Regions from separate parts of the Homo sapiens genome. Here region 1 is linked to region 2. The links are chromatin contacts, found by Hi-C or POLR2A ChIA-PET in ENCODE. All regions are on one chromosome and are shown on one strand. Each heading gives the region's core, a stretch centred on a gene start or an enhancer-like site at or near the end of the contact. The rest is flanking DNA. Distances are from core to core; before and after follow the strand shown.

What was found. A loop is a pair of places that touch in the nucleus more often than their neighbours do. ChIA-PET counts read pairs that join two places held with the same protein, here RNA polymerase II (POLR2A). Pooled maps may share reads with other maps.
Region 1: a loop to region 2 is called in a pooled map, with 2.2 times the contacts of the local background. The contact joins two enhancer-like sites. A Hi-C loop is called at or near these places in 1 of 50 pooled maps. POLR2A ChIA-PET finds 5 or more read pairs at or near these places in 4 of 52 experiments (AG04450, BJ, MCF 10A and 1 more).

What each region holds. Positions count from the first base shown.
Region 1 is chr3:15,981,887-15,985,716 of GRCh38, forward strand. No RefSeq gene overlaps it. Among named protein-coding and RNA genes, the nearest start is that of MIR563, 110 kb to the left of the region's middle. Within about 2 kb of position 1,490, at least 9 of the 41 ENCODE cell types and tissues checked have a DNase peak (open chromatin) inside an H3K27ac peak, as active enhancers do.
Region 2 is chr3:16,057,870-16,061,805 of GRCh38, forward strand. No RefSeq gene overlaps it. Among named protein-coding and RNA genes, the nearest start is that of GALNT15, 110 kb to the right of the region's middle. RefSeq lists an enhancer at 1,782-2,981. Within about 2 kb of position 2,587, at least 19 of the 41 ENCODE cell types and tissues checked have a DNase peak (open chromatin) inside an H3K27ac peak, as active enhancers do.

The DNA.
Region 1 (3,830 bases), core at 240-2,739, 77 kb before region 2:
AACTTCCTAGTTCATTTTTTTCTTTAACTATTTACTGAAGCATAATATACATGCAGAAAAGTGCAAAAATAAGCTTACAACCAATACATTTTAATACATTAGCACTCTGTTATAACCAACCTTCAAATCAAGGAATAGAATATTAACAGTACCCAGGAAACCCTCTGTGTCACTACTACCCCATCTCCTGCAAATTAACCACTATTTGAACTAATAGCATAGATTACTTTTAACCAGTTTTTTTCTTTATATAAACACAATGCCATAATATATCCTCTTTTGTGTCTAACTTCTTTTGTTCGACTTTACATTTATGAGGCTCATCCATATTGTTGTAATTGTAGTTTGTATTCTTATTGTTGTATAGTGTTCCATTGCATGAATTTACTACAATTTAAATTCATTATATTATTGATGGGTATTAGGGCAATTTCCAGTTTGGGGCTATTACAAATAGTGCAGCTAGGTACATCTTAATACTTTTGTCAGGGAAACACATGCCACATTTCTGTGGGAATTAGGAGTGAGATTGCTGGGTCATAGCGTGTGTCTATGTTTAGCTTTAGTGATACTGTCAAGCAGTTTTCCAAACTGTAAGCCCCATTCTTAATGTAAAAGTGAATGCTCCTGCCCCTGTTCTATCCCTTCCTAAGAGTTGTGACAAATCTCAAACAGGACATTACTTTCACATAGGTTTATGAATTTCTGCCAAAACATTGGTGCTCACATTTCAAAATAAATAAATGCATCCATGAAATCCTCACCAGCGGCAGACTGAGAAAGCAAAGAATCCAGATGACAGCCATAATGCTGAGATGCTAAGATGGTTTTCTTTGTTGCCTAGAGCGCTGGGAGTCTTTTGCAAAAGCTGCTGCCAATCAGGCTTGCCTATCTTTGCAGGGCTAATTAACAGCACTTGGGCAAGCAAGGGGGCGGACGCCTGCACGATGATGCGAATGGTGCCATCCCAAGGCTTATGACTAATTATAAACACAAAGCACTTAAGGGCCGAGATTAATAATGAAAAAAAAAAAAAGCCGAAACAAAAAGCTGAAAAACCTCTTCAGAATTCTAATGCCAGCATGGTTGTGGTTGCGTGACTCAGGGCAGGGGTGCTGGCAAAAATCTCCGGACTAAATCACACAGCGCCTATGTCATGCAGCCAGCCTCCCAGTCATGTGCTACAGAAGGGCTTCCTTTGTGTCATGCAGGATTTCAGGGGAGTGTGTCAGCTCCATTTCCAGGGTGCCCTGGGCCCTAGCATGATAAATCTGTTATTCCCTTGCCCTCCCTCAGCATGGAAGAGCAGACTGGGGTAATTCAGGCCCCTACAGGAGTGGGTAGGGTGGGGTTGTGTGTGCAAGCTCTGATCCCCTTAGCTACAAACCACAAATAATCCATAAAGTATGCAAATTAGCTCCCAATTAATAGCACTTACTAACATCTTGAACTGTGTAAGGAGAAGCTGTGTTTGCCAGAGAGGAAAGCAACACTCATGCACCTCATTGCAAAACACGTCTGGTCAGGCGGAAAACCCTGGACTTGCTGGGAGGGAGGGAAGAATGAAGTTGAAACTGAAAGGCTGCTTTGGTGCCCTCAGGTCATCTGGAAAAGTGTCCACACAGTTCAGGCTTGAGGAGTAATTTGATGTGAGATGAGGATTCAGATGAGAATGAGTTTCCCTGCTTCCCCTTTCCTTGGGGCTCTGCTTGGTCCAGGCCCTAATGAGTTCTGAATGTTCAACTACAGGTCCTCCCACCAGCCTCTGAGAAGAGAACAGGACAACCCAATACCCCCAGAAAACTGGAAGTAAGGGTCAAGGGTTGAGGTGAGGGTGGTGGGGGAAGGGAGGAGAAAACAAACTATTACTTTTAAAAAGTGGTGAAAAATTGTTTGCCATTATCTGTTGTTTTTTTCCTTTTTAATACTAGCCATTCTGACTGGTGTGAGATGGTATCTCATTGTCATTTTGATTTGCAGTCTCTCTGATGATGACTTATGTTGAGCATTTTTTAACATTTGTTGGCCACTTGTATGTCCTCTTTTGAGAAGTGTTGGTTCATGTCTTTTGCCTACTTTTTGATGTTTTTTTTTCTTGTTGGTTTGTTTAAATTCCTTATATATTCTGGGTATTAGTCCTTCGTTAGATGCATAGTTTACAAATATTTTCTCCCATTCTGTTGGTGTCTGTTTACTCTGCTGATAGTTTCTTTTGCTGTGTGGAAGCTCTTTAGTTTAATCAGGTCTCACTTGTCAATTTTTGTTTTTGTTTCATTTGCTTTTAAGGTCATCATAATTTTTTTTGCCTAAGCCAATGTCTGGAAGAATATTTCCTAGATTTTCTCCTAGAATTTTTGTAGTTTGAGGTTTTACATTTAAGTCTTTAATCTATTTTGAATTAATTTTTGTATATGGTAAATGGTCCAGTTTCATTCTTCTGCGTATGGTTAGCCGGTTTTCCCAGCACCATTTATTGAATAGGGTGTCCTTCCTCATTGCTTAGTTTTGTTGACTTTGTTGAATACGAGTTTGTTGTAAGTGTGCAGCTTTATTTCAGGGGTCTCTATTCTCTTCCATTGGTCTATGTGTCTATTTTTGTAGCAGTACCATGCTGTTTTGCTTACTGTGGCCTTGTATATCATTTGAAGTTGGGTAATGTGGTGCTTCTGGCTTTGGTTTTTTTTTTTTTTTTTTTTTGCTTAGGATTGCTTTGGACTCTATATGAATTTTAGAATAGTTTTTTTCTAATTCTGTGAAAAATGACATTGGTAGTTTGACAGGAACAGCATTAAATCTTGCAGATTGCTTTGGGCAATATTGGCATTTTAATAATACTGATTCTTCCAACCCATGACCATAGGATGCTTTTCCATTTGTTTCCATTTGTGTAATCTATAATTTCTTTTAGCAGTGTTTTGTAGTCCTCCTCATAGAGATCTTTCACCTCCTTAGTTAGATGTATTCCTAGATATTTTATTTTATTTTATTTTTGTGTGTGGCTATTGTAAATGGAATTGCATTCTTGCTTTGGTTCTCAGCTTGAGTGTTATTAATGTATAGAAATGCTACTGATTTTTGCACATTGATTTTGTATCCTGAGACTTTGCTGAAGTCATTTATCAGGTCTAGGAGCTTTTTGGCAGACTATGGGGTTTTCTAGGTATCAAATCATACTGTCAGTGAAGAGAAATGACTTTCTATTTTTCTATTTGGATGCCTTTTATTTCTTTCTCTTGCCTGATTGCTCTGGCTAGGACTTCTAGTACTATAATATGTTTAATAGAAGTTGTGAGAGTGGGCATTCTTGTCTTGTTCCAGTTCTTAAAGGGAATGCTTCCAGCTTTTGCCCATTCAGTATAATGTTGGCTGTGAGGTTGTCATAGATAGTTCTTATTATTTTGAGGTATGTTCCTTTGATGTCTAGGTTGTTGAGGGTTTTTTAACATGAAGGGATATTGGATTTTATCAAATGCTTTTTCAGAATCTATTAATACAATAGTATGTTTTGTGTTTTTAAATCTGTTTATGTGGTTAATCACATTGATTTGCATATGTTGAACCAACCTGGCATCCCAGGAATAAAGCCCACTTGATCATGGTAAGTTAACTTTTTGATGTGCTGCTGTATTTAGTTTGCTAGTATTTTGTTAAGGATTTTTGTGTCTTTGTTCATCAGGAATATTGGACTGTAGTTTTCTTTTTTGTTGTTGTTGTGTCTTTGTCAGATTTTGGTATCAGGATGATACTGGTTTCATAGAATGAGTTAGGGAGGAGTCCCTCCTCAATTTTTTGAGAATAGATTCAGTAGGACTGGTACCAGGTCTTCATTG
Region 2 (3,936 bases), core at 1,337-3,836:
GATGCTGGGAAGGATTTCAATATGTAAACAACATCAATGACTGGACCTATGTCAACGGATCACAGGAATATAGGATGGATGTCACACAGCAGAATTTGACCTAAAGTGATTGCAAGGAGAGCAGGAAAATATGCTCCAAATTCTTCTCTGAATGTCATCCACCTAATCAACTATCCAATCTGAAATATCCACTCACTTTTGCATTTCTTCTCAAAGTTAAACTTCTGATATCTAGAAATATACTTAAAAGGGGAACCTCAGGAGAGCTATTTGCTTTTTAATAATATTGTAAATTATTGACTCTAATTATTTCCTCCCTCTGTCCACACCCTTTGCCATCTATATTTACTATCTATATTTGTACTTCCCTGACCTAGACTTGTGCTTTAGCCAATGGAATGTGAGTGAAAGTGATAATATGGCAAAGTTTTGGGTCTGTCTTAAGTGACAGTACTTGATTCTGTTTGCCTGTCTTGTATCTCTACCATTACCATGAGAAGAGCTTGTCCTGGGAAGCTCCTGCCTCCTAGCAATGATGAACACACATGGAGTAGACATGAGCCCCAAATCAGTGAGGAGCCAAGCCCAGCTGTACCTTCAACTTGCTTCAGAGATACCTAGCTGATGCTAGACTAGATTAACAGAACCACACCCAACCTTTGAACACACAAGCAAGAATTAATGATTGTTGTTTAAGTCACCGAGTTTTGGGTTGATTTGTTACCCAGCAATAAATGGCTGCTACAAATAATAATAATAATAATAGCCAATTTGCCTATGACTTGACCAGGATCATTCAGCTAGTGACCAGTGCAGATGGAATTCAAATCTGCCTCTAAATTCCATACTCTTAATCACTTCCTTATATGATCTTGAGAAATAAACCTAGTTAATACTTAGGTGAGTTATTTTCAGGCAGAAATTTTTATCCTGGAATTAAGACAATATGAGAAAAGACATACATTTCTTTTCACATGGATTACAGGGAAGAGGAGAGCTATAGTCATACCAGAATAATTCACTCATAAGAAAATTCAGTCAGGGCCCCCAGATCTGACAGAGAGGGAACAGCATATTAAAACAGAAAACTAGAAGAAAGCAGGATTCAGGATTTAAAAATAGCAGGCCATAAAAAGTACAGATGAAGGGCTGCCCAGTATGACCACTATCATGCTAGAATTTGTCTGCCTCTTACTATCTTTGTGGTCTTCTCTGTGCCTTAGCTTTTCATCTATGAAATAGGAATAATGAAAGTAACTACTTCATCAGGCTGTTCAGAGGATTGAATGAGTTGGTGTGTGTCAAGTGCTGGGAAGAGTGTCTGGCACATTGTAAGCAGTGTATGCGTGTTAGCTTAGTGGTGCCTCTAGAAGGGAGCACCATACTTAACTATCTGCCTGGTATTTCTGACTCCACCACTGTGATGGTTTTGTATTGTGTCAACTTAGCTACTAGAACTACATTTCCCAGAATTCCTTCCCCTGTATGGTCTAGATTAGGAGTGCCATGTGAGGAATCTGCGTGAGATTTGGAAGGTGAATGTGGAGCATCAGCCATCACTGTCTGGAGGTCGGTGTCGGACACAAGGGGCTGCTGCAGTCTTCACTCATCACGGACCTACACAGGGCAGCAGCTGGGCCTGCACCTCCTCTCCTCCTTCTGGACCTCCTCCTGTAGCTGCTCTGGCCAGGAGTGTGTGTCACTCCATGATGGAGGATCCCAGCTTGCGGGTCACCGATGTGGTTGAGATTGAGATGGTAGAAGACAGATATGACTTGCAGTTGGTCCCTGTGGATTTCAGTTGGTCCTTATGGATTCCTCTTTGTCTTCACAGATTTTCGTTTTCCTTGCTTTTTTGCACTTCATGCCCAGCTTTCCATCCAAACAGCCTGGCCTGCTGACCCATAGCAACTTCAGGATTGGCCCACCAAATGCAGAGGGAACAGCCTTGCACAGACATCTCCACCAGCTCCCATCATGACTCCAGGTCCAATCTCTATTGCAAATCTGTGTTTTTCTACATCATTCATCGTGGTCATGCTTCCTTGATTGAACCTTGCCTGATACATCCCCCACCACATTGCTCTGTGAGTTGGATATAAGACAGTGGTACCACTGAAAGCTCAAGGTTCTTTTTAACACATTTTGCATTTACTATAACTCTAAGCATTTTGGCTCCCAACTGCCACCCTTTGCCTTCTCTCTATTTCCCCAGAACTTCTCTGTGGGAGGACTTTGAGCAATAAGGAAAGAGTATTGACTGCTGAAATTCCACAGAAAAAATATCCAATTTCTTTCTTCAGCACAGTGATGGGTGGGGTTAACCACAGATTTGTCATCAGATTTTAAAATCAAAGCAGTAAGATTTTCCTAAAAATAAATGAAAAAGAAAAAGAATTCTATTTACCTCAATATTGCTATTTTCACAATTTCCTAGAACAAGTTGTACGGAGTAATACAAATGCTAAGAAGGTGGGTCCAAATGAAATACAGAATTCATAATAAGAGGATGTTGTTACTCAGAAGAAGGACAACCCAGTGTGCTTTGAGATGGTATTGCAGCAATGAAAACAAGCTCAATGTCCATGTCAGATAAACAATTGTCGTCACAGCTCTGGAAGTTTGGGAAGTGACTCATCTTCAGGAATGGGCAGTGAGTGAAGACAACTGTTTACCTCAGCCCTTTGGTGGTTGACACAAACATTCTTTTCTTCCCCTGTGACTTGGCCACTGGGAGATGCTGTTGCAGCCACGTGCATCGGCACCCCAGCTTCCACCACATAGATGCTCACCTCTCCTGCCCCGTGATGCCTTACACTCTCTGCCCTCAGGTTCTTACTGTCCTTAGGGGTGGAAAATCTCTAAAATCAGTGGATTTCCTGGTAAATGGGGGAGAAAATAATTCAGGAAGCCTCTCCTTGCAAGGAGGGACCATTGTTAGGAACTTTTGGTCTGAGATGCTATGGCTGAGTCCAGGGGGGCAACAAAGAACAGACCAGTTCCAAACTCGATCAGCTAGCAAAAAAAAAAAAAAAGAAAAAAAAGAAAGGGACTAAAGGGGGTGTAGAGACTCTGGTGGAGGCAGGGCAGAGCCAAAATCAGGGAGAGGATCCTCCCCTGTCAGTGGGAGGTAGTGATTGCTGGAGTCAGGGCCACAGCAAGGTCAGGGATGGAGGAATGGAGAATTCATGCAGGAGAAGCTTGGCTGGAGCTGCAGTGAATCAGAGGGTGCATCACCAGCAGGGCTCTGGCTAGCTGCACTGTTGTCTTTTTCTGCTTTATCTGAGTTGTTTCATTACCAGGACCCAGAATTTCTACTGCTATAGCCATAGAGGGCTGACTGCTCAGGAAGCAGGGTGGCAGTGGAGGCATGTCATCCAGAGAAGTGCACATCCTTGCACCAGGACACATGAACAACAATGTTCACAGTGGCATTGCTCATAATAGCTCCAAATGAGAAACTAACCAAACGACATCAACGTCAGAATGGATCAAGAAATGGTGGTATATTTATAAGTAAACTGCAGCTGTTTATACAGTGGAATACTATATTCATTTCCTAGGGCTGCCATAACAAATTAGTACAAACTGTGTGGCTTAAAATAACAGGAATTTATCATTTCACAATTGAGGAGGCTAGAAGTGTAAAATCAAGGTATCAGGAGGGTTGGTTCCTTCTGGAGGTTCTCGGGGAGAATCTGCTCCATGCCTGTCTCCCAGCTTCTGGTCTTTGCCTGCAATCCTTGGCATTCCCTGGCTTGTAGCTGTCATCACTCCCATCTCTGCCCCCATCTTCACATGGTACTCTCCCTGTTTCTCTCAATGTCTTCACATGAACATCTTATAAAGACAACAGTCATCAGATTAAGGGCCCCCCAATCCGGTATGAATCATTTTAACTGATTACATCTGCAAAGGTCCTGTTTCCAAATGAGG